Linked DNA regions of Homo sapiens: region 1 is linked to region 2. A link is an interaction called in ENCODE POLR2A ChIA-PET data of the cell type or tissue named here. Cell type or tissue: HepG2. All regions are shown on one strand. Each heading gives the region's core, and the rest is flanking DNA. Links, peaks and the distances in the headings are about the cores only. Region 1 has its middle 10 kb from the start of SBNO2. Region 2 overlaps PALM (paralemmin).

Region 1 (2,904 bases), core at 231-2,730, 470 kb before region 2:
GGTGGGGACGCTACAGACGTTGACTGGGTGGAGGCCAGGGTCATTGCTGAGCACCCTGTGTGCCCAGGACGGCCCCCACCCTAGTGAATGGTCCTTTCCAGAACATCAACGGTGCTGAGAGGGGTGGCCTTGAGTTAGCTCTATCCCTAAATCTTTCAGTTCCATGAGCAAAAAATTCCTGTTTTTTAAAAAGGAGCCAGTTGTAGTTTCAATTTCTGTCAGCTGCAACCAAACGATTCTTGTTTGTTTTTTTTTTTTTTTTTGAGGTGGAGTCTGGCTCTGTCGCCCAGGCTGGAGTGCAATGGCGCGATCTCAGCTCACTGCAACCTCTGCCTCCCAGATTCAATAGATTCTCCTGCCTCAGCCTCTTCAGTAGCTGGGACTATAGGTGTGCACCACCACCCCCGGCTAATTTTTGTATTTATACTAGAGACAGGGCTTCACCATGTTGGCCAGGTGGATCTCAAACTCCTGACCTCAAGTGATTTGCTCGCCTCGGCCTCCCAAAGTGCTGGGATTACAGGCGTGCACCACTATGCCCAACTTGAAGGTTTTTTTTCTTTTTTTTAATATAAACTCTTCACCATACCCCAAGCCCCACTCCAAACACTTAACACATACCAGAACTTACCAAATTCTCACAAAAGGCTTCCAAAGGAGGTACCACGATTATCCTCATTTTATAGATGGGCAAACTGAAGTGTGGGAGGTCATGTGCCTTCCTGAGGTCACAGAGCCCCGGGGGGGAGTGGCGGGATTTGAACGGTGGAAATCTTCACTACTTGTTCCCACACTCCTCTTTTGTTTTTTTGAGATGGAGTCTTGCTCTGTCACCCAGGCTGGAGTGCAGTGGTGCGACCTCGGCTCGCTGCAACCTCCGCCTCCCAGGTTCAAGCAATTCTCCAGCCTCAGCCTCCCGAGTAGCTGGGATTACAGGCACCCGCCACCAAGCCCGGCTAATTTTTGTATTTTTTGTAGAGACGGGGTTTCTCCATGTTGGCCAGGCTGGTCTCGAACTCCTGACCTCAGGTGATCAGCCTCCCTCGGCTTCCCAAAGTGCTGGGATTATAGGCTTGAGCCACTGCGCCCAGCCCTGCTCCCTGACTTTTGTTTCAACTCTGCCAGTCCCGCTTGCAACCCTGTGGACGTGAGAAGGCCTGCAGGGAAGGGAAAGCACTCTCCACCCATTGCAACCCCCCACCCCCCAGTTCTCACCTCCTAGAACCCAGATTCCCACTTGTGCCCTGTAGATGCTGGCCTGGGCTGAGCACTGTGGCTCACGCCTGTCATCCCAGCACTTTGGGAGGCTGAGGCGGGTGGATCACCTGAGGTCAGGAGTTCAAGACCAGCCTGGCCAACATGGCGAAACCCTGTCTGTACTAAAAATACAAAATTTAGCCGGGCGCGGTGGCAGGCGCCTGTAATCCCAGCTACTGGGGAGGCTGAGGCGACAGAATCACTTGAACCCGGGAAGCTGAGGTTGCAGTGAGCCGAAATCGCACCACTGCACCCATGCCTGGGCAACAAGAGTGAAACTCTGTCTCAAAAAAAAAAAAAAAATGATGCCAGGGCTGGGGCTGGGGAGTCCAAGTTTTCCCCAAGTCCCCGTGGGACGCAGCAGAAACTGGCCCTCAGAGGAGGTGGTCAGACTCCTCACAGTTCTCCAAATGCCCCCAGGCCCTCCATTGCCCAGCCCCTCCCGTGCTACTGGCACCTAGAATGAGTCAGCCAGGAGCGGCCCTGGCTTCTCTGGAATTTCCCTCGGGGCCGGGCAGCGGATCCGAGGTGAAGGTCCAGGAAGTCCCCACACAGGTGACATCAGCACTGGGCTGACCACTGCGTACACTCAGGGCAGCCATGGTGGGGCCTGGAGCCCGTTCCCCCTCCTGGGACCCTTGCCCTGCACTCACGTGGCAGGGGCCTGCCTGGGAAGGGCCAAGGTGTCTGTGTCCTAGGCTGCTCCAGCATCCGGCTTCTTCGTGGCCTGGGGACCCCCTCAGGGTGTGTCTGTTCTCTGTAGTGGCCCTGGCACCTGCAAGTGGGGCCTGGCCCTGGGTGGCACTGAGAAATTCATCTCGGATGAATACATGGCCCCAACCTGCCCTCCCCACCTTGCAGCCCCATCCAACGATCCAACGCCCCTGCCCTGCCCCCGGCCCTTTGCTCTGGCCCCAGCCCTGGCAGAGCAATCTCCTCTGGTGCCCTACTTCTGCCCGTGGCTCCCCACCGCCCCGGGGACAAAGCCACAGGACCTGGCATTTGAGGCCTCTGCCTTGTCGTCCTTAGATGTGGGCCCAGGGGGTGCAGAGTACCGGTTTGGGGGCATCCTGGGGGCCGTCTCCCCTCCCTCGCATTTTCTGTAGCTCAATCCTGGCTCATAATGAGCACCTGATAGGAAGTTCAGGCCGGGTGCAGCGGCTCACACCTGTCATCTCAGCACTTTGGGAGACCGAGGTGGGAAGCTCACTTGAAGCCAGGAGTTCAAGATTAGCCTGGGTAACCCAGTGAGACCTCTTCACTACAAACAAGGTTTATTTATTTATTTATTGTTTGTTTGTTTGTTTGTTTGTCGAGACGGAGTCTCGCTCTTTCGCCCAGACTGGAGTGCAGTGGTGCGATCCCGGCTCACCGCAACCTCCGCCTCCTGGGTTCAAGCGATTCTCCTGCATCAGCCTCCCGAGTAGCTGGGATTATGGGTGCGTGCCACCATGCCTGGCTAATTTTGTTTTTGTTTTTTTTTTTTAGTAGAGAAAGGGTTTCACCACGTTGGTGAGGCTGGTCTCGAACTCCTGATCTCAGGTGACTCACCCGCCTTGGTCTCCCAAAGTGCTGGGATTACAGGCATGAGCCATCGCGCCTGGCCAACAAAATTTAAAATTAACCAGGCATAGTGGTGCGCCTGTC
Region 2 (2,904 bases), core at 249-2,748:
GCCCTGTCCCACCACCAGTCTGTTGACCATGCAGCGCCTCCCACTCAGCTGGCCTCACTCTGGTCCTAATCTAAACTTTCTTTTTTTTTTTTTTTGAGAGAAAGAGTCTCGCTCTGTCACCCAGGCTGGAGGGCAGTGGCGCAATCTCGGCTCACTGCAACCTCCTCCTGGGTTCAAGCGATTCTCCTGCCTCAGCCTCCCGAGTAGCTGGGATTACAGGCACCTGCCACCATGCCTGGCTAATTTTTGTATTTTTGGTAGAGACGGGGGTTTCACCATGTTGACCAGGCTGGTCTCGAACTCCTGAACTCAGGTGATCTGCCCGCCTCGGCCTCCCAAAGTGCTGGGATTACAGGCGTGAGCCACCATGCCCAGCCCTAATCTAAGTCTTCCCCATCCCAAGGCCTAGCTCCCCTTCCCTCTTCCCACCCAGTCCAGGCTCTGTCCTGGTGACTGGCTCTGACTGTCCCTGAATTTCTGCTTGAAACCCTGGGGCGGGAGACAGCCACTCTGGCCTGATTTTACACTCCTCAGACACCAAGACGTCCACGCAGCCATCCTCCTAGAGGACGCCCTCCACCCCCTCATGTATCCAGGGACCAGGCTACTTCTCCCCAGCCAGGGAGCCCCGTCCCTGTGGGCATCACTGACCACACGCAGTTCTGGAATCCTGTGTTTGCCCTCCTAGACGTGGGGTCCTGCCCCCTCTGGCTCTGCCATTTCTCTGCATGCTGCCCCTGCAGCCACAATCAAGGCTTGGCCATGACTTGCTCCTCCCTGGGCTCACTCCTCAGCTGCCAGCGCCTTTTTTGATGACCAGGTCAGCCACTGCTCCTCCCCTGCTCACACACTATCCATGACTCCCCATCCTGGCACTCAAGGCCTAGCAGGAACAAACACCAAAGAGCATTCTCTTCTTCCAATGCTTTCCCACCTCTAGCCCTTTGCACATGCCAGTCCTTCCACAAGGTGCATCCTTCTGCCTGCCTGGATGAACCCTGAAACATCCTTCTCAGAAAAGGTTCATGATGGACTGGATGAGGAAGCCTTTCTCACACCTCAGAGAAGATGCTGCATAGCTTTCCAGACCCTGCTGATCCCGCACAGCACGAGGATGGTGAGGAGGGAGCATTTATTTGTTCAATAAACAAATGACAGGTTTCCTAGATCAAGAAAGGATGAGAGGAAACAGGGGCCCACACTCAGAAAAAGGTGATATAATGCTTTTTTTTTTTGAGACGGAGTCTCGCTCTGTCTGTCACCCAGGCTGGAGTGCAGTGGTGCAATCTCGGCTCACTGAAAGCTCCGCCTCCCAGGTTCAAGCGATTCTCCTGCCTCAGCCTCCCGAGTAGCTGGGATTATAGGCACCCGCCACCACGCCCGCCCGGCTAATTTTTGTATTTTTAGTAGAGATGGGGTTTCACTATGTTGGCCAGGCTGGTCTCGAACTCCTGACCTGAGGTGATCCTCCTGCCTCGGCCTTCCAAAGAACTGGGATTACAGGCATAAGCCACTGCACCCGGCCCATATGATGCTTTTAAAGAACATCAGGCTGGGTGCAGTGGCTCACATGTGTGTACTCCCAGCGCTTTGGGAGGCTGAGGTGGGAGGATGCTTGAGCCCAGGAGTTTGAGACCGGCCTGGGCAACACAGGGAGACCCCGTCTCTACAAAAACAAAACAAAACATAATAATTAGCAGGGTGTGGTGGTGGCACCTGTAGTCCCAGCTACTCAAGAGGCTGGGTGGAGGATCCCGTGAGCCCGGGGCGTGGAGGCTGCAGTGAGCTATGATCACACCTCTGCACTCCAGCCTGAGCAACACAGTAAGACCCAGTCTAAAAAAAAGAAGGCTGGGCGCGGTGGCTCACGCCTGTAATCCCAGCACTTTGGGAGGCCGAGGTGGGCGGATCACGAGGTCAGGAGATCGAGACCATCCTGGTTAACATGGTGAAACCCCATCTCTACTAAAAATACAAAAAATTAGCCGGGCGTGGTGGCGGGCGCCTGTAGTCCCAGCTACTCGGGAGGCTGAGGCAGGAGAATGGCATGAACCTGGGAGGCAGAGCTTGCAGTGAGCCGAGATCTCGCCACTGCACTCCAGCCTGGGCGACAGAGAGAGACTCCATCTGAAAAAAAAAAAAAAAAAAGAAAGAAAAAAAGAACGTAGGCTGGGCGCGGTGGCTCATGCGTGTAATCCCAGCACTTTGGGAAGCCGAGGTGGGCGGATCACTTTAGGCCAGAAGTTCAAGACCAGCCTGGCCAACATGGTGAAACTCTGTCTCTACTAAAAAATATACAACAAGCCGGGCGCGGTGGCTCACGCCTGTAATCCCAGCACTTTGGGAGGCCGAGGAGGGTAGATCACAAGGTCAGGAGATCAAGACCATCCTGGCTAACACAGTGAAACCGCATCTCTACTGAAAATACAAAAAAATTAGCTGGGTGTGGTGGCGGGTACCTGTAGTCCCAGCTACTCGGGAGGCTGAGACAGGGGAATGGCTTGAACCCAGGAGGCAGAGGTTGCAGTGAGCCGAGATCACCCCACTGCACTCCAGCCTGGGTGACAGAGCGAGACTCTGTCTCAAAAAAAAAAAAAAGAAAGAAAGAAAGAAAAAAAGAACATAGGCTGGGCATGGTGGCTCATTCTTGTAATCCCAGCACTTTGGGAAGCTGAGGCAGGCGGATCACTTGAGGCCAGGAGTTCGAGACCAGCCTGGCCAACATGGTGAAACCCCGTCTCTACTAAAAATATACAAAAAATTAGCCAGGCGCAGTGGCGCATGCCTGTAGTCCCAGCGGCTTGGGAGGCTGAGGCATGAGAATCGCGTGAACCCAGGAGGCAGAGGTTGCTATAAGCCGAGATCACACCGCTGTGCTCCAGCCTGGGTGACAGCGAGACTGTG

The links. Peaks named below come from ENCODE experiments on the same cell type or tissue, not always from the same donor. Only the 100,000 strongest peaks of a DNase experiment are listed, where the experiment ranks them.
Region 1: POLR2A ChIA-PET joins it to region 2 with 5 read pairs; 2 of 35 experiments call an interaction of 5 or more read pairs at or near these places.

Annotation. Positions count from the first base shown.
Region 1 is chr19:1,182,877-1,185,780 of GRCh38, reverse strand. No RefSeq gene overlaps it. Among named protein-coding and RNA genes, the nearest start is that of SBNO2, 10 kb to the right of the region's middle. RefSeq lists enhancers at 359-917, 918-1,478, 1,689-1,888, 2,139-2,188. In HepG2, for the core only: no CTCF peak of the experiment used is centred there; a DNase peak (open chromatin) is centred at 1,780.
Region 2 is chr19:713,603-716,506 of GRCh38, reverse strand. All of the region lies in intron 1 of PALM (paralemmin), which reads right to left. Among named protein-coding and RNA genes, the nearest start is that of PALM, 6.1 kb to the right of the region's middle. In HepG2, for the core only: no CTCF peak of the experiment used is centred there; no DNase peak of the experiment used is centred there.